5 separate regions of the Mus musculus genome follow, and regions 1, 2, 3 and 5 are each linked to region 4. A link is a loop called in an ENCODE intact Hi-C map of the cell type or tissue named here. Cell type or tissue: heart. All regions are shown on one strand. Each heading gives the region's core, and the rest is flanking DNA. Links, peaks and the distances in the headings are about the cores only.

Region 1 (6,579 bases), core at 781-5,780, 48 kb before region 4:
AACAATGGAGGAGTGTTCCTCTTTCTCCACATCCTCGCCAGCATCTGCTGTCACCTGAATTTTTGATCTTAGCCATTCTGACTGGTGTGAGGTGGAATCTCAGGGTTGTTTTGATTTGCATTTCCCTGATGATTAAGGATGCTGAACATTTTTTCAGGTGCTTCTCTGCCATTCAGTATTCCTCAGGTGAGAATTCTTTATTCAGTTCTGAGCCCCATTTTTAATGGGGTTATTTGATTTTCTGGAGTCCACCTTCTTGAATTCTTTATATATATATATTGGATATTAGTCCCCTATCTGATTTAGGATAGGTAAAGATCCTTTCCCAATCTGTTGGTGGTCTTTTTGTCTTATTGACGGTGTCTTTTGCCTTGCAGAAGCTTTGCAACTTTATGAGGTCCCATTTATCGATTCTCGATCTTACAGCACAAGCCATTGCTGTTCTATTCAGGAATTTTTCCCCTGTACCCATATTTTCGAGGCTTTTCCCTACTTTCTCCTCTATAAGTTTCAGTGTCTCTGGTTTTATGTGGAGTTCCTTAATCCACTTAGATTTGACCTTAGTACAAGGAGATAGGAATGGATCAATTCGCATTCTTCAACATGATAATCGCCAGTTGTACCAGCACCATTTGTTGAAAATGCTGTCTTTTTTCCACTGGATGGTTTTAGCTCCCTTGTCAAAGATCAAGTGACCATAGGTGTGTGGGTTCATTTCTGAGTCTTCAATTCTATTCCATTGGTCTACTTGTCTGTCACTATACCAGTACCATGCAGTTTTTATCACAATTGCTCTGTAGTAAAGCCTTAGGTCAGGAATGGTGATTCCATCAGAGGTTCTCTTATCCTTGAGAAGAGTTTTTGCTATCCTAGGTTTTTTGTTATTTGATGAATTTGCAGATTGCCCTTTCTATTTCGTTGAAGAATTGAGTTGGAATTTTGATGGGGATTGCATTGAATCTGTAGATTGCTTTTGGCAAGACAGCCATTTTTACTATATTGATCCTGCCAATCCATGAGCATGGGAGATCTTTCCATCTTCTGAGAACTTCTTTAATTTCTTTCTTCAGAGATCATACAGATCTTTCACTTCCTTAGTCACGCCAAGGTATTTTATATTATTTGTGACTATTGAGAAGGGTGTTGTTTCCCTAATTTCTTTCTCAGCCTGTTTATCCTTTGTGTACAGAAAGGCCATTGACTTGTTTGAGTTAATTTTATATCCAGCTACTTCACTGAAGCTGTTTATCAGGTTTAGGAGTTCTCTGGTGGAATTTTTTGGGTCACTTATATATACTATCATATCACCTGCAAAAAGAGATATTTTGACTTCTTCCTTTCCAATTTGTATCCCCTTGATCTCCTTTTGTTGTTGAATTGCTCTGGCTAGGACTTCAAGTACAGCATCTAACTCTTATCTCTGCTTACTCTACTAAAAACTGACAGAGCAGCAGTTAAGAAAAGCCTTTGGGGAAGCTCAGCAAGCTAACACCAACCACAGAGAGCAGAGTATGGACCTGAATGCGCTCTGATGGCCACAAGAAGCTGCTGACAAATCAGATGGGTAAAAGAAAAAGTCAATAGGCCTCCTTGGGCAGTGGGTAAGACGAGCTGCCATGCTGAGACCAGGACACCATGGATGAAGGAGGCTCGGAGTTGAGAGAGAGATAGATCAGTAGGTCCACTTCAGTTGCAACCAATGTCTGTTCATATCCAAGAAGTCATCATCTCACCATCAGTGTGGTTCATTATGAATGAGACTACGTATCAGCACCACTAACCGTGCTGTGTGACAGCCATGCACCACATGCTACTTACATCAGTGGCAGACACTTTGTACAAATGGAGCTGTCGAAGAGCCCTCGCTACCTGTTATTTTTACTGTTACTTTCCTGGCCAGATAAACAAATTTTCACCATTATGTGACAAATGCCTACAGTATTCACAGTGGCAACACATTCTACAAGTTGGCAGCTCAGGAACAGTCCATGCCATCTATACCTATATTAATGTACATGGTATTCGTACATGTCTAGGAGCAGATCCTATTGCTAGGTAGCACGTGCATCTCACCTTTGTGAGCAATGTGACAGTGTTTGGTCTAGCTGAAGATATGCAGACCTGCTAATTCTATCCTGAGAAACACATGCTAGAGACGTCTACCTTTGTGCCAGGAACATAAAGATAAGCACGTCCATGGCACTGTAGTTCATAGTAGTAAAATCTAGGGAAACCTACTCTGTCAGTGCGTTGGAGCTTTCCATATATCCTGGAGCATTACAGAAGCTATGAAAACCAGCTCTGTGGTCTTTACCCAAGCTATTTACAGGTCAATGCATGCACCGTAATCAATCTTGGAAAAACAGAGCTATATAAGTAGAATACTGCTGATTCAATCCTTGAACCAGCTAGGCAGCACTACCTAGTGCTCTACCTACATATGTAAGTAGAGATAGAGAACAGCAAGCAGAGCATGAAAAACACCAAGTCAGACCACTGGCAAAACAGAAATGAGACTAGGAAGGGGAAGACTATCCCAAGAGCTTCCTTCAATGATACCCACATGTCTTAGTCTGGGAAGCATAGTGAGTTTTCAAGGCCTTTTATGTTTCAGCATGGAAACAGAGATGTACCACAGAGATAACAACACAACCACAGTTCATACTCAAAGCTTAGGAACATAAAATGTAAGAGGCCAGGTGGCAACTACACCAGTAGCCTGCTCTAGCTGATAAAATGGGAAGGGTCTCCTGTGGTCAGAGCAGACAACCATTTTCAGAAAGCCTCTTGGATGCCATTCTATTGTGTAGCTGCCTGAATTCTCTGAGTTGCTGAGGTCTCAAAAGTACAGCTTTGGGCTGGTGAGATGGCTCAGTGGGTAAGTGCACCCGACTGCTCTTCCGAAGGTCCGGAGTTCAAATCCCAGCAACCACATGGTGGCTCACAACCATCTGTAACAAGATCTGACGCCCTCTTCTGGAGTGTCTGAAGATAGCTACAGTGTACTTACATATAATAAATAAATAAATAAATCTTTAAAAAAAAATTATCATCATCTTATAAAAAAAAAAAAAAAAGTACAGCTTTGGGGAGTGAGGGGGGGGAAGACTACCTAACCCTCTCCATAGGAAGCCTTCAGAAGAGACCAAGAGAACACCTTACCCCAAACATGCAGTCAGAGAATTCTAAGGATGGCGGCCACCACCACCACCACCACCACCACAAACTAAAGACTTTCTGTGTACACATGTCCCATGTGGCTGAGGGTGTGAACAGATGCCTTAGGGTAAAAACTCTAGCTCCAAGTAGATGAGAACAAGGCAGGACAGAGCTGTCCACACTCTGCAGCAGCTGCTCTGGAACCATAGGGAAATCATGCCCTTGCCACAGCCTGGAACATTTGGAATAAATCAGAGAAACCTGCAGCGTTTCTCCTGGGCAGGTAAGGGCAGAAGAATGTTCCTGGCATGTGAATGAGGGCACAAGTTTTAAAGACACCAGCCTTCCACTTCTCAGAAGCAGTCCCTCTCAGTACTCCATTGAGAGCCTTACCTCTTACCCAAGACCCTAACAGTCTCTCATGGGCTCTGTCTGACCTGTTGTTCTCCACTTCCCAGCTGCCTCAAGTGCTTCAGCATCCAAGAGAACCGGCACAAGCAGGAAGAAGTTTTACAGTGGTGAAGAACAACCTGTGGGTCACACACACAGGTAGACCAGGGACACAGAGTAGCACATTAGGACTGTGCCACCCAGCCACTGACTAGGGAGGTGGCAAACAGTGACAGCACAGGACAGGATTGGGAAATGCTCTGCTAAATATAGCTCCTGGCTCAGGAAGGTAGACCAGAAAAGGTCCGGCGCCCTAGGCGATTCCTGTCACTTCCTGTTACTCATATCCTGCTGTTCTGATGCAGCTCTGCCCCCTGGGTACCCATGCACTGTTCCCTACTGGAAGCACCCCAGACAGACTATTCACAGCAGCTGGACATGTGCAGAGCCTGAAACACGGAAGCAGACAGCACCACAACCACTGGCCCCGCAGCTGGATAGAAGGCGCTCAGGACAGGTCCTACAGCTAGCTCTACCACTTCCCAGGCCATGGCCATGACAGGGAATCCTGACAGAACAGCTGCCACAGGCTTCTCTGGGCCCCCAAGAGAACTGGAAGCAAGAAAGACTTTCACCCCTAGTTAAGAAGAAGCTATCTGCAATTGACACCTGTTTATAAAGAAATGTTAGTTTTCTCCAATAGTCTAATTGTGGGCATATTAACCACACTTAAGGGCAGGCCCATGCCCAGTAGTAGCTGACCAACAAAAATGAACCCAATATTTCATTTTTGTCTCACATTGCTTTGTCTGGGTATTTGTCTTACTGATCTTTTGCTTGTATGTTATGGCTTCTGGTCCTGTGTTTTAATGGATTGTGTGCGTGTTTCTATTGTTTTTTTTTTTTTTTTCCTTTTTTAATTCTGATTTGTTTGGGGTTTGGTTTTGATTTTTGTTGCTGTTTGCCCATTTGCTTTCTAAAGTGGGAGGGTGTGGAATTGGGTGGGTAGAGAGGTAGGAAGGACCTGGGAAGAGTTAGAGAAGAAGAAACTATGATCAGAATATATTGGGGGTGGGGAAAGGATCCAGTATGAAAAAGAAGAACTGGAGGCAAGGAAGGACTGCAGCACAGCATCCGACCACTCTACCTTTCCAGTCCAGGACGCCCAGACATGGAACAAACAACCCAGCAGGTTATCAAAACGACGAAGTGGTGGCGCATGCCTTTAATCCCACCACTAGGGAGGCAGAGCAGGCAGATTTCTGAGTTCGAGGCCAGCCTGGTCTACAAAGTGAGTTCCAGGACAGCCAGAGCTACACAGAGAAACCCTGTCTCGGGGAAAAAAAAAAAAAAAAAAAGCTGGAGACTACCACCACAGTACTTAAAATAAATTTCCTTTCAAAATCATCCTGAGGGCCAACGAGATGGCAGCCGTTTGACTTAAGTTCAGTCCCCAAGAACCACATGACAGTAGCAGGAAACTGACTCCTTCAAGTTGTCCTCTGATCTCCACACACATGCTATGGCATGCATGAGCCATATTTTGTGAACAAAACACACAAGCACACAAAGGCACTTAGGCAGGCACCCAAATAAAAAGAAACTTGCACCTGAGGCCACCTCTCCTAGTGCAGACCTAGCTCTCTCCCCAGCTGATGAGACCCAGATAAGAACAATGCACAGCTGGGGCAGCAGAGCAAGTTAGGCTGACATCACCAGTAGCCTCCAGCAGCATTCTCACAGGAAACTCAGAGGCACCCAGTGGCCCCTGGCTGGCCCCTGCAGCAAGTATTTTGCTTTCAAAAGTGACCTTGAGAGGGAAGCCCTCATCCTAAGAACAGTAGGGACAGAGTTTAAAAATAAAAAATAATAAAAAATAAAAAATAAAAAAAATAGCTGGAAGCTGAGTTTCCATCCTCCACTGGGCTGCTACTGGAGCATGGTACTCCCTGGTATCACCAGCCTGCTGATACCAATCCTTCCTATGGAAGAAAATCGCTATCTTTTTAAATCATAAGTTCTTGAGTTTTCAGCTAAATATCTCAAATATAATCTTAGTTAAGACACCATTTTCATCATCACAGAAAACAAGGAGACAGAGTCATCTTTATTTATCAAGAATAAATTAATTCACTGCCTCAGTAGTGACACTCAAAACAAGGAGGAATAAGCCAGGCGGTTGGTGGCACTCGGGAGGCAGAAGCAGGTGGATTTCTGAGTTCGAGGCCAGCCTGGTCTACAAAGTGAGTTCCAGGACAGCCAGGGCTATACAGAGAAACCCTGTCTCGAAAAAACAAAAAACAAAAATAAAAACAGGGAGGAATATCAGGGAAACTGATTTAACAATACAGCAAAGCTGAAAAAACAAACAAACAAACAAAAACCAAAAAACCTCTTTTGAGTTGTCGGGTCACTCAAACATTACATTCACATTGTTCTTGGTTGCCCTTCAGAATTTGCTGATAAGACCCTATTACTGAAAATACCATCACTTGAGTCATAAAAACACAGAGAAAAACAGGTGGGTCCTAACCTTGAAAAGGTTCATTCCTACTGGCTAGATTTCACAGTGTGGAAAGGTGCTATGCTCACTACCAGACAAGACAGTAATCCTCAGTCTTATCCACCATGACCCCTGTGATCCACAACTGTCTTGGCAGCATGTGCCCACTGGTACAATAATGAATGGCATGAATGCTACCACTTATCACTTACATGAATGTAACCACTTTCTGAATGGATTTAAGACCCACTCCATGAGATGGAATCCATATCTAGCACAGTTATCAGAACCAAAACTTTATGACTAGACAAGTTAAAGGCCCTAAGAAAGACCCTACTTCTATCATTTTATTAATTGGACATAATATTATAATGATTCCTAATGGCTTATTGTTATACCTATAGATTAGTGCATCTCTGAATCCTCATCAGAGAAGTTTCTTCTTGCAGTAGACGAGAATCAATACAGAGACACATAACTGACCAACATGCAGAGAATTAGAGTATGAAGTGTTCAGCCCTAGATGG
Region 2 (6,579 bases), core at 940-5,939, 62 kb before region 4:
GAGGGGAGGGAATGGAGAGAGAGGTAGGAAAGGAAGCAGAGAAAGAGCAAGACAGGAGCAAGAGAAAGCGAGAACCAAAGAGCTAGGAGGGACAAGCAGCCCCTTTTATAGTGAATCAGGCTGTTGCCAAGTAACTGTGGGGTGAAGCTTAGACAGAATGCTAACAGTTGTGAGCTGTCATTTACATATTGGGAATCAAACTTGGGTCCTCTCAAGAACAGCCAATGCTCATATGCACTAAGCCATCTCTCCAGAACTTAAAAAAAAAAATCTTATTTTTGATCCTTTTAAAACGAGTATGTCTTATCTACAAAATATTGTAAATTCCTAGAATGGAAAGTCTCACACAATCCCTACCCAAGGTGTGGTCCTCCATTCATGAGGTCAAAAACCTGGGCAGGGTTCAGCAGCTGCTTGAATCTTCTGAGAAACTTCACACCTTGATTGTCTCCACTTTTTGAGTTGACAAAAACCAGCAGAGGGCTTGTACAAGACGGGGGACAGGTGGCCTTCCAGAACCCTAGAAATGAGGTGGGGTAGGAAAGAACCTTACAAGCTGTTGAGCTGTTGTAGACTGGGTAGCAGCAACAAGAGGCACAGAACTCACAGCACGAGCGAGCCAGTGAAGGACAACCCGGGTGTGAGGAGGTGAGCCTGCCTCACCTCACAGATTTCCCCTCACTGTATTATTCCCTCTTCTTGCTGCCAGCCTGGCAGAGCTCATTCCTCTGAATCATGTACCCGGAGATCCCTTCACCAATCCTTGCCAGCATGTTTCTCCATGGTCCAAGCAGACATGCTAGGCTCTGCCACAGATGGTGACAGGCACAGTCTTTCAGCTCTTGGCAGACCAGGACACTTTACACTGGGTCTCTACTCAGCAGCCAGTACATCTCTCAATCCTTCCAACAGTGCTGGTTCAAGCTTGCAAGCCCTATGGCAATTCCCAGGATGCCAACTATGACCTCTGCCCATGCCACATCTGAGCCTAGCCTCTTGCTGATCATGTCTCAAAACTGTCACAACACCCATCTCCAGAGCTGGTAAGGAAGGCAGCACAGCGGAATGGCATGTGAACACCCACCATCGGAGTCAATACTGTTGAGTGCCGTGGGAGGGATGACAGACACCTTGCACAGGCCAAGTGGACACTTCATCACCAAGGACTCTTTGCAAGATGTGTGAACCTGAAATAAAAATCAACATGTCACCAGGAATCATAGTCTCCTCGCATACACCAGAAGCTCCCTGGCACAGCATCTAGAGATCCCTCCCAAGCAGAGGAAGTAACCATCAGAGCCAGCGAACCTGTATCCCCAAGCACCCTGTGCCTGGCCTTAGAAATAGGAGGCGGGAAATCGGATGGGATTCCACCCAGTACAAGCCAGACATGAAACTGAACCACAGCCCCCCGCTTCCATCTTAGCTACCATTAACTTTCAGGGCTCCTGGACAACCTGCCCTCCTATGACTAGGTTCTTTGCTAGTCACTCACAGGGTCAAAACAAGGTGCCAACCACAGGAACCACAGCTGTCTAGTCAGTGACTGACCCTCATTGCCATGTTTCCTTCCAATCACTGGTGGAGCATAGCAATCTGTACACCAAGCAGGGACATGCTAAAGGCATCCCAGAGTTCCAACCCATAGTCAGCTGGGCACCCTAGGGCAGAAGTGCTCTTCTCAAGACACACCTCCCCACACAAGCTTTTCCCTGATGGCCAGTGTGGGCAGACAAGCAGGGCTATGAGACTTGATTCTGTCGTCAAGAGGCTACAGCAGTGCCGTGGCTCCTCCTCTTTGCTTGAGGATCTCTATGATCTCTATGATCACTGTCCCAGAACAAACTTCCTCAGGGTTCCTCATTAGTGTTCCTACTCTCACTCACAGAAAAGTCCATGAACCTGTCCCAAAAGACCCCTTCACAACCTGCTAAGACGCTGCAAGGAGCAGATATGGTACTTTTTGTGTAAAAGATGGGATCAAAGTCAAAGGAAAGGAATTAACAAAACTGTCAAAAATGAGGCTGACCAGACCCAAGTCAAGCCTCAGAAAACCTCTGGGGTAAACTCAGGAAGGAGAAGAACAGAGCCCCAAGCCCAGAGTGTATCCACACATCAACAGGCAGGACAGACTGTATCTACTCACCATGGCTTTGCACCAGAGGCAGCGCCAGTCCTGCAGGCGTAACACGCTGCCACAAGTCTTGTCACACACGATACACTTGGCACTCACAGGCAGGTTTCCTTCCAACCACTGGTGAGGCATGGCAATCTATAGACCAAAGAGGGACATGCAAGAGACATCCCAGAGTTCCAATACAGGGTTCACCTGGGCACCCCGGGATAGCAGTGTTCTTTTCAAGACATTCCTCCCCACACAAGATTGTCCCTGATGGCCAGTGTGGGCAGGGACATGCAGGGCCTATGAGGTACCTCCCACACCACAGCACCTACTGGGAAGGAGACACCCAGACTTAAGGGCAAAGTTTAGAATACAATGACATAAAGCTCCAGATCCTAGCATGATATCTTAAATTGGGGGGGGGGGGCGCAGGAAATAGGGGGTGCTCTGCAGGCCACAAGCAGAATCCCTCTGAACATACCCCATCCTCGTCCTCAATGATATCCTTCCCGATTGAGGCCAATGTGGTCCACTTGCAGTTACTAGTTGCACGCACAGCACAACGTTTGTGAGCCTTAAACTTACACACTGTGGGAAAAGGAATACACAATCCTTCAAGCTTCATCCTCAACAGGAGCCTCCCTGTAGGGCAAATGGCTGCTTAGTGAGGTTAGGGTGGAACGAGCTCTTGAGGCCAGTCATTTGGTGCTGCCACCCATACCGAAGAGCACGGGGAGAGCCGGTAGAGGAGAATGGGGTGAGCAACTGAGACTCGGCAGACTATGCTGGCCACTGTCACTGCACCTCACCTCTATCCAGCAGACAAGAAGACTCAGAAAACTATGAAACTGAAATCAGAAATTCATCTAACTCCGTATTACAAAATACTCTTCTTTTGGATTTTTTTTTTTATCCATTTAAAATAAATATAAAACAAGCTATACAAAATAAGCAGGAGACAGTCCTGGCCTTGAGTCAGAGCTTGAAGTCCCTGTGTGACCCTTCTCTGCCACCAGAATCCTCCCTTGGCCCTATATTCTGTGAAGCATGTTCTCCCCTGCATCCACAGCACACAACCAGAAAGGGCCCGCACAGTCTGTCTCCTCACTGCTACTTCCTTTCTGCTCATGCTGCAGACGCTCCGTAAGTAAAGGACACCCAAGGTCTGAGTCCTCTGTGGGAAGATTAAGAAAAATGGACTGGTGGGGACCACTCCCCTTGACTACCCTCAGGCAGCTATATTTTTATTAAGACTATTTTTGAATTTCAAACAGTTTATCAAGTAAAACCTTCTGTCACCTTTCACCAGAGTAACAAATGCAGCTTTCTTACCTTCACAGGATAGCCCATGGGATGTGACCCCTGACAAAACTTCACGACACACATTGCAATAGGTTGGCCGTGCATGGGAACAAGCATACCAGTTGTGCATCCCTGAGAAATGGTCCATGCTATATTGGGTAGGCTGGAAGAATGACACAAAGAGGGAAAAGATAATATTTCTCTTTGGAATTCTTTAATGTAGCAACTTAGAATTACATAAAATACCCCAGAGAGGTTCACAAAGGACAGGACCACAGCCTTGACAGGTCCATCAAAAGAAAGAGCCATGGGCCTCAATTTTACAAGACAAATGCTGGGGTCCACTGGGAAGATACTCTGGGGTGAAGGGTGGAGTTGGTGGGGGTGGATCAGAATGAAGGCAGGAGAGGCAACAGCAGGCACCCATAGACAATATGCTTCTCTTTTAACCTCAAAATGCTCTTTGTTCTGGACAGTCTTGAGTGCTGCAATCCAATCTTCCATTTCTTTCCTGTTGTCGGCACACAAGATGAGCTTCCTACATGGAGTGATGACCTAGAAGAAGAACATCACGGTCCATGTACCCATGAACAAGGGCCATGCTGGCAGCTACAAAAAAAATCTATCTGTATATGTTGTAGTGGTTTGAATATGCTTGCCAGAGGAAGTGGCACTATTGGGTGTGGCCTTGTTGGAGAAAGTGTGTCACTTTGGGGGTGGACTTTAAGACCCTCCTCCTAGCTGCCTAGAGACAGTCTTCTCCTGTTTGCCTTTGGAACAAAATCTAAAACTCTCAGCTCCTCCAGTGCCATACCTGCCTGGATACTGCCATGCTTCACGCCATGATGATAATGGACTGAACCTCAGAACCTATAAGCCAGCCCCAATTAAATGTCCTTTAAAAGAGTTACCTTGGTCATGGTGTCTGTTCACAACAGTGAAACTCTATCTAAGACAGAAGTGTATATTCACAGGGAAAATATTTCACTCAGGTATTCATATTGAACAGATCATAAAAGTAGTTATTATGTATCACTGCAAACCAAGAAGCTAAAGCTACTTCAAGCCAAAAAGTCAATGGCATTCCATTTGCTATCCACCAGCTACCAATCTGAGTGAACACTTAGACCTCACTGCTCACACATAAGAAACAAGCCCTGGAAACCAGAAAAAGAGAAGCAAACAAAGAAATGCAGAGCTAATGGCCAACATGTAAATGACATCATAAGTCTGATCCAGTTACTCTAAACTAACATGAGCATGTGCTGCACCTAAGACAACAGAGCAACAACAGCTTCTACAGTTAGGAACGAAGCAATTTAGCTGGAATGATACACAACCGGTGCTAACCAACAAACGGAAAGGAATGTGGGAAGAGTTTATAAACTAATGAGAAGCCTTCTGAGGAAGAAAGACTCAGACTCACAGAAGAACAGAAAGCGCTAATAAAGGAATGCAAGGACACAGAAGGGAGAAATAGCCTCTTTTTTCTTTTCAGATTGGTAGGATTCTAGAAGATAACATCAGACTTGCTGAAGCTGTGGAAGAGGTTTTCTCAAGCACTGGTGGGAGGTGAACAGGTACAGTTTAGGGGGAAAGTGACAAGGTTTATCAAAAAATGTCATAACCTCTTAATTTTACTGTACAATGATATAGGACAAGCAAGATGACTCAGCAGGTCATCTGCCAAGCCTAATGACCTGAGTTCATTCCCCAGGACCTGCACAGTGGGAAGAGGGAATCAACTGCTGACCTCCACACAAGTATAATATCTATGCATACACATAAATAAATGAATACATGTAATAAAATAATATAAATGTTTAAGTAATTCCAAAATCAAATCTATACAAAACAAAGTTTGAGTAGAAGTTCTTTTTTTTTAAGTGTATTTTCCCTCTATTTTGATTACCTTAGGAAGGGAGGAAGGGAGGAAGGGAAAGAGGGAGGAAAGGAGGGAGGGAGAGAGGAAAGGAGAGGGAGGGAGGCAGGCAGGCAGGCAGGCTGGCTGGCTGGCTTCCATTTATAAGCTACATGCAAACAAAAAAGTATTTATACTCCCTGTAAAAACAGAAGCATACTACAGCTACCACTTCCCACCTCTGCTTTCTCTCCTAACTGTAGATCCTGGCCTCCATGCCTGATAGCACACAGTCCCTAGCTCTACCTCACAGGAGCACAGCAGTCTATGATTCAGACATCAGCTTCTCAGCCAGTCATGTTTACCACTGGGAACTCTGCACTGTGGAAAATCCTTTGCTATTTCATGGAGTACCTCAATGAATGATCTTTTACTATTTTTACAGTATATCTCTGGCCCAAATTCCTAGAAGTAGAATTTCCCTGAAAGACAATAAATTCATATGTAACCTTGCTAAATGTTGCCAAGTTCCCTTCTGCAAGTGCTGGACATCCCCCACCGCATTCCCACCAATACGTTTAGGAAAGTGCCTATTTTCAGGGGGATCTTCACAATTAAAGGTTTTAACGTTTACATTTGTATCCATCTTATCTATTTAAACTTACATTAAGAAGACCCAATTGACAAACATGACATTCAAGTACATTTTGTCTGGGACTCAAAACACACAGAAGCAGTGTTCTTTCCAGCAACTAAGGTTCACACAGAGAGGATGAACAGAACTGGGTCTCCAATAAAAACTTTGTTTACTCTCATGTTTCCAAGGTTCCTAGAATGATGAATCTGGGGCTTGGGAAAAGCCAAGAGCATAGGAAAATGAACAGAGACAACAGACAAGGAGCACTGCCTTCAGAGATCAGGCACCACAAGCTTCCCTCTCACCCCACACCCCCACTAGCTTGCTGGGAGTCTGCTCCAGAGCTGAGTTTCTAAGAACATGAAGTTGAAGCTGCCACCCAGAGAATACTCACATTGGAGAAAGACAGACCTACAACCACCTCGGATGTTTACAAAGACCGCATATGAGGCCTGGAAGTGGGGCTAGCCAGTGCTTTAGACCTTGTTGCAGATAGTGGTGGGAACTGAAACCCTGCTCATTATTCTTGCTCTTCTGCAGAGTTTGCAAACTCTCCTTAATGACTCCCTCTAGCACAACCTCAAAATGTGAACATTTTCATCAGCATAAGAAACACAGTCAAAGAAAGAACAAGTACTTGATACTGCATAGCTCAGA
Region 3 (5,000 bases), core at 1-5,000, 68 kb after region 4:
GATCCCAGCACTTGGGAGGCAGAGGCAGGTGGATTTGAGTTTGAGGCCAACCTGGTCTACAAAATTCCAGGACAGCCAGGGCTACACAGAGAAACCCTGTCACGAAAAACCAAAAAAAAGACCAGCCTTAGTCCAAGCCTCACTACTATTCACGAAACATTCCCAAAAAAAAAGAGCCTACAGGAATATTGAGGACTAGAACTGGTTTGGGCTTTTCTTGCCTGCTTTTAGGATAATAAGACAATTACCAATCAGAACTCCTGATAAGCAAGAGCGACCTAGGGCAACTAATCACACAGCTGGTATGGCTCTTTCTTACTTTCTTCTGTGGGTTCTATGGACTGACTCTGAGGCCTCATGTGCATGGTAAGCATGCATCCTCCAGCCCCGGATCAGTACAATTTCAATGATGTGGCCTTTAGCTTTTACAAAAGGCTGGCACAGAAGCTGCTGCGGTGTGTCTAGGGAGCCCACAGGCCCTGCTGTGATCAGGTAGCTTGACTGAGGCTGCTTCAGACATGGGACCGGATAATACCACAGCACAGTTGTCACTGTGCACCCTCTGCTGCTGCCTCTCCAACTCTTACATGCTCAAGCCCACAGGGGTCAGCTAATAGGCCCCTAGTAGATGGGAGCTAATGGAGACACCCAACAATGGTTTAGCTGAAGGTTTTCAATTGAACTTATTTGCTGTCTTAACTGAGCAGTTTACCTTGTTATTATATATACAGTCCCAGACTCCTACTCCAAATCTTTGGTATGTGGCCATCTGACTATCAAGTTAAGGGATTGGCTAGGAGACTTGTAACATCCAGTGAATTTCTAAACTTCCATGTTTTATGTTCAAACTTTAAGTTTAGGAAAAAAAAGATTAAAAATATAGGAGCAAGCTTCACAAGTGTATCCAGAGCTACGTATTCTTGTCCCCTTCTCCACTTGATGACTTGATGGTCTATGGCTTCTGTATTCAATCCAATTAGCAGCCACCTCTGTCCTCCTCAGCTAGCAGCGGAGGGCTTCGTCTCACTGGACCTCTGAGTCCTGACAGCTCTCCTCCTCCCAGCCTTGTCAGCACTAGGAATCTCCTAGCATGGCCCTATCTGTGCCCTTCTGCCATCAACTCAGGTCCTCATCAATACTTTGCTTTCAGTGCCTTAACCTGCTCTCTAAAGACAGGACAAAGGTCACTGAGCACACTACACAAAGCCATCGCTTTCTTCTCTTACCACACACAGCTCGAACATCAAGCATCCCAAGTGGCTTGTAAAGCAGGTGGACATCTGATGTCCACTCACCCCATCTCATTGGCACATGCACCCCTTACTGTCAGCTGCACCAAGCTGTTCTGGGTGGGCCTGTCTTTCAGTGACTTTCTGTCTCATAAAGTCCATTGGCTTCTCCAGACTAATTCCTGTCTCCACTACAGGAACATCCCACGGTGCTCATTGCTTATACTGTCTTCCCTGTTTCATCTTAATCTGCCTGAAGGTGGGAGCGAGCATCTTCTCATCTTACAGCTGGCAGAGCATCTGGTACACAGTAAATGACGCTGGACCCAGAAGACTACTTTGTATAAAGAATAGCACAGCCCAGACCCAGCTGTCCTGGAGCTCTGCCAGTCCCCGAGTGTGAGGACAGCCCCACACAAAGCATGCTCGCAGCTCTTTATATGTTCTCTCACCAGCCTCCCACCAAGCTCTTAAGGCATCATACCGGATATCCCAGAAACGAATTTTCTTGTCAAAATGTCCACTCATTACACATTGTTCAGTGCAAACAATGTCATTGCAGCTGGATCCTGCAAACACTGTTTTTATGCCTGAAAGAAAACCAAACACCATCAATCAAAGGCAACCACATGACTGGAACATATATAATATAGCTACTACACTCTTGACCACCAAGCCCCCAAAATCACAAAATGAAATGAGACCTCAAGCAGAAAACAACCCTCACTACCCCAGCGCTCCTCAGACTGAAAGGAACCGGGGTTCTAACTGCTGTGGAGCATCACCTCACCGCTATTCTCTACATAAACACACAGAGAGACTGCATTTCCTCACAGACTTTGCTGCGGAGATCCCAGAGTTTGAGGGTCCGGTCGTGACTTCCTGAGACAATCCGTGCATTGTCCAGCAGGAACTTGGCAGAGAGGACTTTCCCGCTGTGGCCTGTGAGTGTGTGCTACAAGAGAGGACAGAGCCAGGGTGAGACTTGGGATTACATACTGCCTTCCTAGAGGAGCTCCAGAGTCAGTCTCAGCAGGCCCTGAAATCTTCACAGAAAGTCAGAGAAAAGAAAGATGGCACAAGGAGCACACCTTCACTGACTCAGACTCAATCAAAGAAGCCACATTTCTGAACCAAGGAGGTGCATCTTTTTGGCATCTTCTAGAAGCTATTTCTGGGTGCTGCCAAGAGATGAGGTATTGCTTTAACTTGATCGTGAATGGCACCCAAAGACTAATGTGTTCAGGCTTGGCCTCTAGTCTGTGGCCCAGCGGGAAGATAACACAATGAATATACTTCCCTCACCCCAAGATCGGGGCCCTGGACTTTCCTGTTTTGCTCTCTGACTCTCCCCATGAGGCAAACAGGTTCCTCAGATACACGATGCAATGTGCCATCACAAGCTAAGCTTCTGAAACCCGAGTTGAGCTGCTGATGTCAACTATTTTGTTCTGTCTTACTTAGGTCTGTCACAAGTGATAGAAAGCTGCATGACACAGGAACCAAGACCACAAAGATAAAGGCAGGTATTACATACACAGTCCCAGTACTTGAATTCCTGGAATCTGTAAACTCAAAATCAGCCTGGGCAACACAGTAAGACTTTGGGATATAGCTCAGTGGTGGAGCACTGTCTAGCACATACAAGGCTCTAGACCCCAGCACTGGAAGGGGTCAAGGCAATCTTCTACTAAAGAGAAATACAAACCCAACCTTAGAAACAGCACTGAATTCTGTAAAGCCTTGAAATCCAAAAAAGCAGAGAGGAGGAAGCAGGAGGAGGATGTTTTAAAAGCTCTTGCCTCCGGCTCTCCAGTGCTGGGATTAACAGGTGTACCGCACCACGTCTAACTCAAAGTAACAAAGACAGGACTTTCTTTTATTCATGCCACTGAAAGTCAGTCTGTACTTAAAGTGAGAAAAGACAGGGCCACTGCAGGCATAATTTACAAAAGGAAGCATCAGAATTCCATATACACAATTAGATGCTATGGGGTGTTTAAAATAAGAGGTCTCAGCTTAAAATGTCAGATCATAGCCAAGGACGCCAGCACTCCCAACAACCAAATCCCTTGTGACCAAGCTGTTGGATGCCAACCAGTGCCTTCTCTGGACTTGTCAGGGAAGACAGAATGGAGACATCACTGCATGTCAGCTACTGTGTTTGCCCATGATAGCACTACTAGAGCATGATGGGAGAGAGGTAAGCAGCTGGGGATGTAGGCTGCTGGGAGGCGACCTCGGAAGTCAGACCTTTTACTATTCATCACTGACCTCTTTCCAAGGTAGGCTTTTTCCCTCCCTCCGTCCCTCCCTCCCTCCCTCCCTCCCTCCCTCCCTCCCTCCCTCCCTCCCTCCCTCTCTCTTTCTTTCTTTCTTTTTTTGAGAAAAGATCTCATTATGTGGAAGGAAACAGCCACCTTCTGAGGGCTAGGATTAAAGGCATGTGCAAACATGCCTGACTTTTTATTTTTACTTCTTTTTTAAAGACTCACTTGTGCACACCACTGCAGTTGCCAGGGGGCTGAAAGATGCTGGGTCACCCAGAGCTGATGTTACAGTAGTTGTAAACAAAATTCTAGTCCTTCACAAGAGCAGTTCGGCATTCCACGTTGGCATTTAATGTTCGAGCTCTTTGATTTTTATATACAACTACTGCTGCTACTACTACTACTACTACTACTACTACTACTACTACTACCACTACTACTACTGAACTACTATTACTACTACTGAACTAATTATTACTAATTACTGTGTGTATGCCCAGTGGAGACAGATCTCTCCTCATTTACATGGTGTCTAGGGATCAAACTTAAATCATCGGGCTTGTATAGCAAGCACTTGTTTGCTGAGCTCCCCAGGAGTCATTTTTTTCTTTTAAAGACAGGGAGGGTCTCAGCATGTAAGCCTGGCTGTCCTAGAGCTCACTATGATCAGACTGGGCTAAAGGTAATCACAACCACATCTGACTACAATTATTTTTGTAAGTATACACCCCCCTCCCACAATGAAGGATTCATTAATGTTTTGTTTCCAATTAAGAAAAGAATGCCCTGGACTAGTACAATGGCCCAGTGAGGACCCACAGGGAGGAACACCTACTCCTCCAAGGTGTGCCACCTCCACACGAGGGCCATGGCATATCCATCTCACTCCTCCACATGAATAAATACAAACAATTTTATCTTTTTTCTTTTTGAGGCAGCATTTTTCTATTTAGCCCTGCCCTGTAACTCACTGTGTAGGTCAAGCTGGCCTTAAACACAGGTATTTAAGATAGCCCTGCTTCTGGGTCCCAAGTGCTAGGATTACATCACATAGGATTACATAGTGTGTGCCAGTGTTCCAGCTCTGACCTCCATCTTCTAGGTCTACCTCTCTCCAGCTGCCTCACCTTCAGGGCAGTGATCCTCACCTATCAGTGAATAAAGCACTGCCTCCCCACCCCCCACCTCCACCTCAATGCTTCTTCTCTTTTCCTCCAGTATAAAGGAGTCTGCAGGCTCCTCTTCCATAGCTGGTCGGCACTGTTCCACCCCAGTCTAGGAGAGCATGCCTCAATTCAATTTTAAGCATATTATTTAACTGCATGACCTTAGTACTCCTCACCCCCATCTGAGCCTGTCCTATCTACCTCTCTCATCTGAGTTCTAGGACAATGAAAAGAAATACATAAAAAGCCATAGCTTGACACCATGTCCAGCACAAAAAAATGTGTTCTCTTTAAGCAAACTAATCAAATTCAATCTTAAATGCCCAATAGAAGCT
Region 4 (6,579 bases), core at 837-5,836:
GCTGGGGTTACAGGCATGCCCCATCACACTGGCTTCACACATGCTAGAGGAACACACTACCCACTGAGCTACTTTCCTAGCCATAGTTGTGTTTCATAAACCTGAGCTTTTCAAGTCTTTTAAAACTTGAAGGCTGGGGATGTGGCTCAGCTGGTAGACAATTTATCTAGCATTGAGGCCCTGAATTCAATTTTCAGGATTGCAAAAACTAGGCGTGGTAGGGCATATAGCATATACTCAGGAGGTAGGGCATATAGCATATACTCAGGAGGTAGGGCATATAGCACATACTCAGGAGGTAGGGCATATAGCATATACTCAGGAGGTAGGGCATATAGCATATACTCAGGAGGTAGGACAAAAGATCAAAAGGTCAAGGTCATGCTCAGCTGCACTGCAAGTTCAAGGCCAGCCTGGACTACATGAAACCATTTCCCTCCAAACACTAAAATAAAAAATAAAACTTGATCCCTTTACTTACTTTCTGTTACTTTTCATTTCGCAAAGGAAAAAAAAAAAACACTTTACATTTGACATCAAAAATATAAACATTTCTTCAGGGTGTGGTGGCTCATGACTTTTATTCCAACACTTGGGAGGTAGAGGCAGGCAGATCTCTGAGTTTGAGGCCGGCCTGGTTTATAAAATGAGTTCCAGGTCAGTTGAGGCTACACAGAAAAATCCTGTCTCAAAAAAAGAAAACTTAAAAAGACAAAAGAAATGCAAACATTTCTATACTCAAATAAATCAAAAAAAAAAGTTAACTTTTTAAAAACCTGTAACAAAATTCTATCTTAAATAACAGCTTCAAAGAGTTACACTGCTCTTTTCTCAGATTTCAAAATACACTCCAAAGTGCTAATGCACATACTGCTCAGCGAATTAGCTGTCTCTCTTTCTACTACCAACCCAACTATGTTATCATTGTGTAGTTGTCAGAAAACACAAATAGAGCCATGTGGTTGCTGGGGGCAGTTTCAACTGAAAAGAATTCAAAGAGGGGTGGGGGAGACACCAATCAAACATGTCATAAATGGCCACCCCAGATCTGCTCCATACATCTAATTTTCAGGGGAGGCTTAGAGAAAACTTTCAGAACTCCTTGTGACCAGAAGTACATGGAGCTTGGTGAGGTTTCTTTCTCTACAGGACCACCCTAGGGTCTTGGTTCTCAAAGCATGCTTCCTGGACAATAGCAGCAACTTTGGGAGCCTGTTAAAAATATACTTTCTAAGGCCCCACCCAGTCCTTCTCAACCAGCATCAGAGACTTAAGAGGATCCTCAGGGGATGTGTCTGCACTCTGAAATCTGAGGACCACTACCAATTCTCTCCTGAATTGTGATGTCTAAAGGTTACAGTAAATTAATGTGTTTGAAGACCTGCCATACATCCAGCTCTGATCCTGGATCAGGGCCCTCTGACCCATCCTCCGTCCTCTGTTTTCAAACTGCAGAGGGGGTGACCCTTACAAGCAGGATTCCCAGGCAAAGGATTAGTATATATGGAGCAGCAGCTCTGCCCTCCCAGAGCTCTGACAGATGGGACTCCTCTGACCCAGTTTCTGGAGGGGCCCATTGGCCCTGGAGTCTGATGTGGTCTTCTCCCTTTGACCTTCTTCCCCCACCCCTGGGTGGTAGCAGTGGCTTCCTGCTAATGGCCTCGGCTCTGAACTGCCTCAATGCAGCTCCCTCTCTGTTCTTCAGCACCTGTGTCACAGCGCCCCTGCACTAAGCTCTTCTGGTCAAACAGTAAGAGTGGGTTCTGATCACACCATTTGGAACTTAGCATTATATGCCACACACATATTACCAGGAAATCTTTGTGAATGGCCTCTCTGCTACAAAGGGAAGTTATTGCACACAGTAAACTTCTTATTTCCCACTTCTTAACAAGCTCTAGCAACCCAGAAGAAAAATCAGCCTTGAGCTATCTGTACAGCAGATGTGAATGTATTCAGAACACAAGTCCTCGGGTGTATTTTTAACACCACAACTGTCACTCCTACCAACAACAACAACCAGAACAGCTGGTATAGCAGCTATTGTTTTTGTCCAGAGGAAAGGCAGGGAGACACCTCCTGACCAATAAAACTCTGGACTCAATGCAATTTCGGAGGAGTCCACCGTCCCCACCGCGATCCTGGCCTTCACTCACCATTCCCCTCAGTCAGAGAGTCTGATCTGCCTCACACCACTACCTATCTTAAGGACCAAGCACTAGGAAAGGGCATTTCCATTAGTATCAAGGCTCCTTAAACTTGTTCCTGGGGCTGTAATTGTTATAGCTAGAATAACACAGGTGTTAGGTCCCGTGTGCTGAATGACTTGGGTACCACATAACAAATGGACCACGTCAGCACCTAAATGGCACCCCAATCCCCAACCCCGGCAAGTAACAGAGGGTGGCAGATGATCAAGCAAGAAATGGTTTTTCCAGTAAAGGGTAACTAACTGGCCTCGGAGGAAAAGCGCACTGCAGCAGGATGAGCAAGCCCGTGCCAGCCGGAACTGCCAAGGCTGCCCCACGGTGGCAACCTGCTAGCCACCACCTGTCCAGCCACCTGCCTGAGGAAGCCCTTCCAACAAGGAGGGCTCACCTCGGCAAGAAACCATACGCAGTTTTCAAGAGGAACCAGAAAGGAAAAGCAAAGGGTGCAACTTTATTCTTAGGGAAAGACAACAAAAAGGCATGTGTCTCTCTGCACTGCAACCCGAGCGGCTGGAGTTCTCCACGGAGAGAGTTCTGAGCCCAGCGGGTGAGGAGTCCCGGCTTTCCCAAGGAGGGAGGAGGGTGAAAGGGAGGAAGAGAGGGAGGGAGAGAGGGAGAAGCGGCCACTACACGCGCATCCCTTCCCTTTCGGAACATAGGGGTGAGGACCCCGCAGCGGGCTGAGCAGTGGAGGGAGAGCCTGACGCAGGTGAGTACGGGAAGCTGCACCCGGTGCTCAGACCTACAGACCCCCCAGGCCTCGGGGAGCACGCGCCTGCGGCCCCCGCAGCGGTCCCCGCAGCGGCCCCAGCAGCACGCCGGGCCTCGGTCTCCTCAGCGGCGGCGCCCACCTGCGCCCAGTCCCCGCAGACCGGTCCCCGCGGCCCCGTCCTCGCGGCCCGGTCCCCGCGGTCCGTTAAGCCGCGGCGCGCTCGGCCCCGTAGCAGCGACCGCAGGACCTCGGGCCCGGCAGGGCCTGGGCGGCCGCTCGCACACGGTCACGGGCCTCGGCAGGGACCGCGGCGTGAGGGGCGCGCGCCCGGCCGACGCCGCGGGCTCACCTTCTGCCGGATCTGGCCCGACGTGGACACCTTACGGATAAGCTTCTGCGGGGAGCCCGGCTCAGCCTCGGGTTCACTGTCGGACGACTCCTCAGGCGGCGGCGGCGGAGGTGGCTGAGGAGGACCCGGCGGAGGGGCGCCCGCCGCCGCCGCCATGCTGCCCGGCCAGCGCGCGCGCCGCGGGGGGGCGGGGCGGGGCGGGGATGGGATGGGCCCAGCGCCTGGGGCGGAGCCTGGGCGGGGCGGGGCCTAGAGGCCGGCCGCCCCACCCCACCGCGCCCCCATAGGCAGTGGGCGCAGACGTAGGCTTGCCGGGCCCTTGCTGGGTTGTTTCGGCCTGACCCATCTCTTTCCTTCTGATGTCTTCTGTCGTTTTCTTCTTGGAACACAATTTCTAGTTTTTGTCTCTGAGTACACTGTTTTATCACTCATACCCGAGTGTAAGTGATCTCTAGGAGGCCGCTGGACTATGTTGGTGAAACAGTTTACAGAGTGCGTGAAAGTACACCCAGAGGGAGAACTTCTGTTAAGGCCACTGTTAAGGAAAGATGGAGAACCGGGGAACCGTGTTGTAGGCAGAGGCTAGATCTGTGCAAAGGCCCAGAGGCAAAAAGAAAAAAGAAAGGAAGGAAGGGATTTAGAGGGGCTTAGAGGGAGGAAAATGGGACTAGGACAGGAACTGGAGAGCTTTGGGATCGAGGCTCTGAGGACCAGATACGGGATTGGCCTTTTCTGCTGAGACCTGAGGGCAGCAAGAAACCCGGTTGGAGTTGGGGGAGTAAAGAGGTAGATAAGCTGAGCCTGGCTGGGTCACAAAGCGGAGGATCTATGAAGTATTAAGGCAAATAGGCACTCTGAATTACTGGCTGGGGCTGAGAGATAGAGAAGGGAACTGAGATTCAGAAGGGAGGGATGGGGTACTAGAGAGACATAGCAGAATGAACTCTGAGCCAAAGGAGGACCCTATGCAGTTAGAAAAGGAGTGGCTTCCGTTTGGAGTTTTGTTTTTTTGTTGTTTTGTTTTGTTTGGGCATATTGAGATGGAAAAGGACTTGGGGCCAACCAGGACAATGTGCTACCTTCCTGCTCTGCTCTGCTCTAAGAGGCAAGTCAGCAGAGGACCACCTTGGCTATCCCTTCACCCTTTCAGAGGCTGCTGCTGGAGACCCACCAATCAGCAAGCTTTGGGCCTCTGGACAACTGGACAACTCATTCTAGTGGCAATACAAGTCAGATACCACCAGGAACCACAGGAGGTTCCTAATCTGGCACAAAGATGAGGCCAGGATACTGACCTCCCAACCAGTACAGAGGATGACTTTTGTGAAAAAGATCTGAGATGCCTGGATGAACCAGGACACACTCCACCTATGCTGTAGCCACTGGCTACATACAAGTACTTATATTTAAATTCCTATTAACTAGTACCAGCCTAGGCTAAAGAATGACATTTAAGAAAAGAAAAGAGAAAAAGAAAAAGAAAAAGAACCAAGCTGGGCAGTGGTGGTGCACGCCTTTAATCCCAGCACTCAGGAGCCAAAGCCAGCAGATCTCTGAGTTCAAGGCCAGCCTGATCTACAGACTCAGTTCCAGGACAGCCAGGGCTACACAGAGGAGACCCTGTCTCAAAGAAAACAAAAACAACAAAATTTCAGTTCCTCAGTGACACTAGTCAACATTTGCAGCACTGAATGGCCTCATATGGCTTGGCAGCTACCATAGTGTATGTACTTCTAACACAGACAGATTCTATAGCACTTGATAGTGACAACTGCCCATACTGAGCTCCTGTGCATGCAGGATGAAACACACAGCCCTCAGCCATACCCCACGAACCAAAAGGAAACGGAGCCCCTGCCATGGAAGTCTCAGGTATCACTCCCCTAAGGATGCTAGGGAGGCAGGATGTGAACTCAGACCAACTGATTTCCTCTGTCTGGGTACTACAGGGTTGGTCTCCCAGGAAGTCAAGGCCTGGGGGAAGTTCATAAGTAGAGCATGGGCAGAGAGGCAGAGTGTATGTGGCCGAAGGAAGTTTCCCATGAATCATTACTGAAGTCTTGACCTCTGGGCCCTCAGAATGTGACAGTATCTGTAGGGTGGGTTTTTAAAAGGTAATTGTGGGGCTGGTGAGAAGGCTCAGCAAGGAAAGGTGCTCACTCTCAAGGCCCATGACTTGGGCTCAATCCCTACAACACATATGGTGGAAATGAAAACAAAGCAAAAACAAATCGTCCTCTGAACCACATACTTGTGCATAGCACACATGCCCATTCACACGCACTAAGTAAAATTTTCAATTGTAAAAAGTATTGGCCAGGCACATGCCTTTAATCCCAGCACTTGGGAGGCAGAGGCAGGTGGATTTCTGCATTCAAGGGCAGACTGGTCTACAGAGTGAGCTCCAGGATAGACAGGGCTACACAGAGGAAACCGTGTCTCAAAAAAACAAAAGTATTTAGCAAAACAACAACAACAAAAAGAGGACAGTATATAAAAAGAAAATTAGGAAAAAAAAATAAAAAGCAGAGCCAGCTCTGATGGCAAAGGCACGGTGAGCCAGCCCTGAGGGTGTGAGATCATGTGAGATCATGAGATCAGCAGAGCTGGCCCCTGCTCCTCACAGGCTGCAGCCCTTGGGAGAGTGGCTCCCACACTTTGATTGGGCAGCACAGTGGAGTGGGCTCTGGTGGCATGAGTGCAGGTGAGCTGGCCTGAGGGCCTGGGAGCAGGAGTATGTGCCCTAGCTGGAGCAGTGCAGGAGAACTGGCCCTGGTTGTGTGGATAAGAGAGAGCAGGTGGCGGGCTGACCAACTCAGCTACCAGCCAGGCCCAGATCCAGGGTTCTGAATTGGCCCACCCCAAAACCTATATCATCTCCAAATGATTGGGACGTGTGAAATCGCCAGTCCTGCTGTTCCAAAGCTGCAAGATCACCATGACACAGGACAACAACAGGATAATCAAGAGGAGGATCCAATATTGATAGTATCACAGAAGCCAGAGATCTTGAAACAGACCCATAGTGACTCATTGCAATGAACATTTGCAAGTGAACAAGAGTTGACAGAGGGACATACTCTGGGACACACTGTGACACACTACAGCTTTCCACAAAGAGATGTTTTCTATGTTTTGATTTTGTTGTTATATGTTTATACATGTTTTATTGGGGGAGGGAGTTGGTTGTTGCAAGGGCAAAGGGCTACATAAAGGGACAGGAACCTGGAGATGAGTGGGACTGCGGTGCATAATGTGAAACTCACAAAGAATAAAAAGCTAAACATAGGGGCTGCAGAGATGGCTCA
Region 5 (6,579 bases), core at 937-5,936, 69 kb before region 4:
CTTTTTCTGTGTGCTCTATAATCTGGCGAATTGCTTTCTTCAGGCTGTTGGCTCTCAGCATTAGCTGCTCCCGGGGCCGGAAGATCTGTGGCCGGGAGGGGCATGCCGAGCCCACCAAATGGTCCCCAGTAGAGCTACAGATGTTGCCTGATCCGTCCCCATCCTCAGCCTCCTCAGCAATGGTAGGAGGTGGGTTAGACAGAGAGGATGAAGCCTGAGACTCGTCATCCAAGGTCTTGAGGAGAGAGTCCAGTTTCTCTTTCAAGACAGAGCACTGGATTCAAGAAATAGCAGCATGAGAGCAAGCTCCTCTGCACCAGCTGCTCCACCTACCCTGTGCCTGGGAACCTACCTTCTTGGCCATGACCTCTGACTCCTGCGAGCTCTCTGTCGTCTTCTCATAGGCCTTGCCCACTCGAGCCACAAAGTCCTTCACTGTCTCACAGAGCACTCTGTAGGACAGAAGGCAGCTTGGCTGGGACCCTGCAGAGCAGCAGCGTGCCGCCTCTCTGAGTCCCCAGAGCCCCACTACTCACTTGGCTGATGAGATCACCACAGAATGCTGGTCCGAAGTTAAGATTTTAGAAAGATGAGCTGCGACTGAGTCTTCATAGAAGAGAATTTGCTGCACCTATAATCATACCAAAACAGGGGGCAGTTAGTCCCACAGTCTACTGTGAGCGCCATTAGTGTCTGACTTGGGAGTTTTCTTCGGCCCTTCTGGTCCATCCTCTCACAGAACAGACCATCTCTAAACACTATCAGGGCTGTCCACCGCTAAGGGAGCGAGGACAAAAGTGTCACCAACCTGTGGACAGACTAAATGATGAGTCAGAACTAAACAATCCCTATCAGAGCCCCCGACAGACTATGGCTCTTCAGGCAGGACAGTGAGAAAGCCTGAAAGCCCTGGCGTAAACCCCAGTCTACCTTCAGTAGTGCGCTCGCTCGTGGCCAGGCAGTGCAGAAGCTTCCTTTTGCCCTGACCAGGAACTCTGTCTCTCAGCTCCACCGTTCTCTGTCCACCCCATAGCAAGCAAACCTTCTCACAGGTCAAAGAGAAACTATCTGTGCCAGTCTCAGACATTTTCCTGGGTACTTTTCTCAGGCTCCACACAAATATTCTCAAAACAAAAGCACAGGCCACGCTCCACCTGTGAAGCCATAAAAAGTAGGCTTGGCTTGGCTTGCTGACTGCTACTGTCCTTGACCCCTTGGGCTTGTCAGACCAGTCACCTAGCAGGACCAACACTGCATGTGCCCAGCGGAGCAGTTAGGACATAAACACAAATCAGGATCTCAGAACTGAATCCCTGGAGTGGCCACTGCTCAGCACAGAGGACTGGAACTGGTGCTGAAGCGGTGTGTGCTAACTACAAGGGCAGCACAGATGTCAGAGAGAGACAGATGAGCATGGAGACTTCCGGAAGCAGACAGGAGGAGGCTGTATAGGAAGAACAGCAGACTGCATAAGTGCTGAGCATAAGATGTCACAAGGGGTTAGGCATCGGAAAGCACCTCCCAACAGTCATGAAGCCCTAGAGTTGAGCCTGCTCAGCCTCAATCTCAGCCCAAGGCTCTTCCTGCACTCCTTCAGAACCACAAAAGGGACAAGGATGTAGTAAAAAAGCTGAGTACATGACAATCACATGTGGGGCTTAAATAGCAGGTGGTGGACTGGGGGTCAGCTCAGTGCCAAGTGTGAGAATTGAAGTGCCATTCCCAGCACTACAAGAGAAAGAGCAAGCAAATGGTGGTACCTCTGAGTCCTCGCTGAAGTCCTCAGTGACAGTGGAGGAGGAGGCCTGCCGAGGGAGCTTGGTCTCATATGCCATGACACTCCACCTGCACAGGCCCAAAGTCAGCTCAGCTGCAGAATACCCACTAACACCCAGGGATCTGCAGGGCCCCATCCCCCAACCAACCCCTCACTGCTCCAATGTCATAGTCTGGTGCCTTTATCTTAGTTGTATTCTGACTGTTTGAGTTTTCTGGTTTTCTTGAGACTAGGGCTAGTCTTAGTCCTCACAAGTCTTAGAGTATGAAGCTTGGCCACAGAGGCCAATGCTTCTTGGTCCAGCTGCCATTCACACATCCTGGCTGCCCCACTCACCTGTCCAGCATCTTAGTGCTGGCCCTCTCCAGCTTTGCCAAGATCTGAGGAAGCTGTGTATCATCATCACAGGCAGAGCCCCAGCCAAGAACACGGGCCAGGTCGTTCCCTGTCCCCAGGGGCAGCACACCTAGCTGACACTGGTGGAAAACAGTGAGGAAAACATTCCTTAGACAGCAAGTCTAAGAACCATTCTCATGCAGTACACACTCTGTTGACACCATCAATAGCCACAATAAGTGTAGGAAGTCTGATTTGAAGTATGTGGCCTGTACCTTCTCAGTAGAGCCCACTAGAGGGGACAGATGGGCTTTGTGATCACCAGCAGATACCAGGATCCCCAGCCCTTCCTCACTTATTCAACATGTCTTGGCAATCAAACCTTGCTGGTTTCTATAACCCCTCCCTTCCCAAAGACACTGAAATACTCAGACCTAAAGAGTCAATCTATAACTCCTCAAACATCTCTCTACCCTACTGTACATCTCACTCATTGATGCCACACCACTAAAAGTCACCCCCCCCCACCCCCCAACTTATAGGTCCTATCAGAAGCCATGCTAAGGCTGTCTGAACATACAAGACCTAGTCTGTGTCCTGTATTTACCTGTAAGGTAGTGGTTTCCTAAATTGCCCCTAGCCCTGCTATCTCCTCCTAGACTTAACAGAGGGCAAAAGTAAGGGAAGAAGGCAGAACAGAGAAGGAAGGGGCAAATATGGGGTCTAGTAAAGTCTGCTGTCAGCAGGGAGGACCAAGGGTTATAACTGTCCTAGGGAGGGTTACTCTCAGCAGCCTATGGATGGCCCAGACTAAGGAAGATACAAGAAGGCTGGGATCATGTGGGCAAGCCAGCAACTAGCTTGAAGTAGGGAAAAAGGAAGACGAAGATATCAGGAATAGTTGGGGGCTTCTCCTTGGGTCTTGAATGCATGAAGACTTTCGGGCAAAGTAGGAGCTGAGTGAAAAGCAAGGTTGGAAACCTGCAACATTACAATACCCAGAAACCCCAGAGTGTCCCCCAAATTGGCATGGCATCAAACTCCAGTGAGTCACAAGCTTTCCCCATAGGAAAAGTGTGAAAGATGAGAGTGGGACCCATGAAGTTTGACCATATAGCATGTACTAGAGGCCAGGGGAAGAAACACTACCCCATAGAGGGCTGGGGAAGCTAGGGGTGCAGGAGAGAGTACACAGAGCTCCAAGAAGCACAAAGAAGCCATAGGAGACAAGTGTTTACAGAACTTGACTGAGTACCAGAACCACATTCATAGCATTTCTGCAAGCCAAACAAACATTCAGCTCAAAAGCCAATCAACAAAACTGTAACTATAGTCCCACCACTGGGGGGTGCTGAAGCTTTTCCTAGAGTTATGGTGTGGCTATCAGTAAACCCTGGACCGTCTCTTCTCCAGACAATACACAAATTATGATTGGTGAGTAAAACTAGACAATGAACACAAAATCACTGAAAACTAAAGAACAACAACAACAAAAAATCATAAAGAAAATAAAAATGATAAGCCAGAAAACTAGGGAAATATGTTTGTTTTGTTTTGTTGTGTTGTTGTCATTTCAAGACCGTATTCCTCTGTGTAGCCCTGGCTATCCTGGAACTCTGTAGACCAGGCTGACTTGGAATTCACAGAGATCCACCTGCCTCTCTGTCTCCTAAGCGTTGGGCTTAAAAGCACGCGCCACCACCGCCTGGCAGGAAAAAAGCTGATCTTTACTGACAGACGTAAAAACCATGAGCAGGGGATTGGTTTAAAACAGCATTCCAATAAGGCTGCCCTTGACGTTACTGTAAAATGAACACTTTCTGTTTACACACCTGAGCAAGACAAGGCAAGGCAAGGTCCCATGTCACCTGGAATGTGAACTGGAGCATCCCTGACAAGTGCAATTTGGCACTAAAAATTTAAATAAGGGGCTCCTCAAAAGAGAAGATTCCATAATGTGAACAGGATTTCTGCAAGGTTGTCACAGTCCTCGAGCTCCTGCATGAGGGGAAAAGTGCTAACTCAGGTCCTCCCACTACATCCCATGGAAAACTGCCACTCTGAGCTGTTCCTGGAGCAGAATACGGAAATCCACACATACTGCTATTTCAACAGTTCAGTAACCAACTAGCAGGCTGCATTTTGACACAATCTGAGTGACGGCTATGACAGTAGGCACAACGGCTAATTGCCAAAAAGAAGGACTGAGGGTAAAAAAATCAATGAACACAGGAAGAAATCAGGATAATATATCTTTATTTTAGTGTTAAAAACTAGGCAATTAGGTTCAATGAACTGCAACTCAAACTTTATAGAGGTTGAAGATTCTTCCTCTCCTCTTAAGACAGAGGCATCTAGCAATTAGGTACATCACCTCCCAGGAAAGAGGTGGCGCTTAGGGGACTACAGCCCCCATACTCATCCCCCACATGGAGCCTGATGCCAAGTTGTTTTTACAGCTCCCTTAACCTACATGATTTTCCCATTCATCCATCACAGTGGGGTGCCCCTCAACACCTGTTTGTAGTACCTGTTTGTGAAGGTTGAGGCTATCGATTTCAGAGAGGACCCAGCCAACACTGCCATCCCCGCCACAAACCAGAATCCGGAAGGTGTCAAACTTCTGAAATAACCGTAAGCTGTAGAAGAATGGGAAGCCAGGGAAATGAGTGCACTTTAAAAGACAAATGACGGGTTTCTCTGTCCTACACTGAGGGGACACCCTGTTCCATGTGGCTAAGCCCAGATATGTATATATAAGGTCGACAAGGTGGCCTAGATGTCTGTCTGCCAAACCCCTCTGCTCAGGGCCCATTTTTGTCTACATGAATGATGGCAATGTCAGATCCCAGCAGCTCCTCCAACCAGAAACAGGGAGGAGATAATACACACATTTCAGGGTACCACGACATTCTCACTTGATGTCAGCTCCTAGAAGGACTTGTGGCACAGTCTTCCATATCCCAGCTAAATACCAGGCCCAAGAACCCCAACTCTTGCTTTCCTCATTCATGTGCTAGCCCAGCCCTCCCCTCCCCGAGTAAGGGCAGCTTGGCTCAGCCTCCATTGCTGCTCTGAGTCCTTAAGGAGTCTCCAATAAAACCTTCTCAAACAAGAGTTCTATCATATGTTTTGTCTAATGGCTTGCTAATTAAGAGAAAAGAGTCAAATATCTCAGCAAATAATAGGAGCCCTCTCTGATAAGTATCTGATGCCCTCAGCTCCACCAAGGTCTGACCTAGTCCCTATCATGTATATAGGAAAAGGTGAAGGCAAGAGTATAAAGTGGGCACACTGGACCTCCTCAGAAGCTAGCACATTGGAGACACTAAATCACTAGCTTAACATAGTCTCCCTTACTTCGGATCCCAAAGAAACCAGTGCCTCCCTCCATTCAAGTAACTATTTACATATGCTGCCTTCTCACCAGGGACCTTGCAGACTCTGTCTCTAATGGAGCTGGCTGCAGAGGAAGTCCTCTGAACACAAGCTAGGATGGGCAACAAGACAGTGCCTCAGATTTGAACCATGGTTCAAATAAGTTCTGAGCATCAAGATTGCATTGACTTCCAAAGGGTAAGAAAAATATTTACATGTATCCTTTAAATGTTCACCAATGAGGATCCCTGCTCTCTAGAGAAGCAGTGGTCAACCAAGGCCAGAACTCAGGTAGTTAACCAAGTGTATGATATCAGGTGCTTCCCAGAAACAGGAAATGAGTACACCAGCTGCCAAGCCATCTCTACTAGACCTCTGTCACACCACCCTCTGCTTAGCTCCAGCGATATATCAGGGAGCTCTTACACATCAAAGTCCAGCTTGCCTGCCACACAGCACAGTGGAGTTTTCAAACAATATCCCTACCTGAGCCTGTTCAGTGTAGTACAATCAGCAGATACGGTACTTTTAATATCCCTGCCGAACTGAGACTAGTTCCTCATTAACCTCAGAAAGAATGGATCTGTGCCATTCAGAAAACAGGTATCTGCAGAATTTCAGGAATGCTGCCTTTGAACAAACAGCCTGTAGGAAGCCACTAGTGACTGTCTTCCAGCAAGCTGTGCAGCAAGTGAGAAAGAGCAGAAAAACAAAACAAAAATAAGAAACAAAAAAACAAAAACAAGAAAGAACATTGAAGGCCCAACACCCATGAGCCCCACAGCTTAGGCACACAGAGAAGTCCAGGCTCAAGCTATAGCAATATCTGGCTCTAAAAGAACCTCTCCTAAGCTCCTCCCAAACTCACAATGGAAGTAGGGGCTGCAAGCACCTCCCATTTCAATCTCCCCAAATGCTGGCATGCCCTCTGAGTCCTACCTTACAAGAACAAATGTTTCTTGCAAACCTGTGGAAAGTACAAAACTAAAAGGGAAGGCCACGTCTCCCTGGCTGGCAGGCGAGCACTGCACCTGCATGAAGATCCCACTGTGCTGAGATGGAAAAGTCCCCTTGGTTTTACTGGAAAA

What was found. Peaks named below come from ENCODE experiments on the same cell type or tissue, not always from the same donor. Only the 100,000 strongest peaks of a DNase experiment are listed, where the experiment ranks them.
Region 1: a loop joins it to region 4, with 2.8 times the contacts of the local background. A loop is called at or near these places in 13 of 42 quality-filtered maps.
Region 2: it touches region 4 in a loop (2.1-fold over the local background); 12 of 42 quality-filtered maps call a loop at or near these places.
Region 3: it touches region 4 in a loop (8-fold over the local background); 7 of 42 quality-filtered maps call a loop at or near these places.
Region 5: a loop joins it to region 4, with 4 times the contacts of the local background. A loop is called at or near these places in 10 of 42 quality-filtered maps.

Annotation. Positions count from the first base shown.
Region 1 is chr1:87,898,459-87,905,037 of GRCm38, reverse strand. All of the region lies in intron 3 of Dgkd (diacylglycerol kinase, delta), which reads right to left. Among named protein-coding and RNA genes, the nearest start is that of Gm19582, 47 kb to the right of the region's middle. In heart, for the core only: a CTCF peak has its summit at 3,903; DNase peaks (open chromatin) are centred at 3,897 and 5,237; H3K4me3 peaks cover 339 bases; H3K27ac peaks cover 1,528 bases.
Region 2 is chr1:87,912,500-87,919,078 of GRCm38, reverse strand. Dgkd (diacylglycerol kinase, delta) reads right to left here. Exons shown (of 30, transcript NM_177646.3): 4 at 3,875-3,979; 5 at 3,455-3,587; 6 at 2,604-2,710; 7 at 2,147-2,272; 8 at 1,085-1,187; 9 at 358-520. Among named protein-coding and RNA genes, the nearest start is that of Gm19582, 61 kb to the right of the region's middle. In heart, for the core only: a CTCF peak has its summit at 3,099; no DNase peak of the experiment used is centred there.
Region 3 is chr1:87,783,060-87,788,059 of GRCm38, reverse strand. Atg16l1 (autophagy related 16-like 1 (S. cerevisiae)) reads right to left here. Exons shown (of 18, transcript NM_029846.4): 13 at 2,064-2,184; 14 at 1,714-1,819. It also overlaps Scarna6. Among named protein-coding and RNA genes, the nearest start is that of Sag, 18 kb to the left of the region's middle. In heart, for the core only: no CTCF peak of the experiment used is centred there; DNase peaks (open chromatin) are centred at 1,599 and 2,129.
Region 4 is chr1:87,850,149-87,856,727 of GRCm38, reverse strand. It overlaps Dgkd (diacylglycerol kinase, delta), which reads right to left and starts at 3,441. Exons shown (of 30, transcript NM_177646.3): 1 at 3,272-3,441. The coding sequence starts at 3,427. It overlaps Gm19582 (predicted gene, 19582), which reads left to right and starts at 2,429. Exons shown (of 2, transcript NR_136921.1): 1 at 2,429-2,757; 2 at 2,870-3,381. In heart, for the core only: a CTCF peak has its summit at 3,597; DNase peaks (open chromatin) are centred at 1,657, 2,487, 2,987, 3,357 and 1 weaker place; H3K4me3 peaks cover 2,842 bases; H3K27ac peaks cover 1,784 bases.
Region 5 is chr1:87,919,746-87,926,324 of GRCm38, reverse strand. Dgkd (diacylglycerol kinase, delta) reads right to left here. Exons shown (of 30, transcript NM_177646.3): 10 at 4,644-4,752; 11 at 2,114-2,253; 12 at 1,761-1,845; 13 at 537-631; 14 at 353-452; 15 at 1-274. Among named protein-coding and RNA genes, the nearest start is that of Gm19582, 69 kb to the right of the region's middle. In heart, for the core only: a CTCF peak has its summit at 3,456 (motif pointing right); no DNase peak of the experiment used is centred there.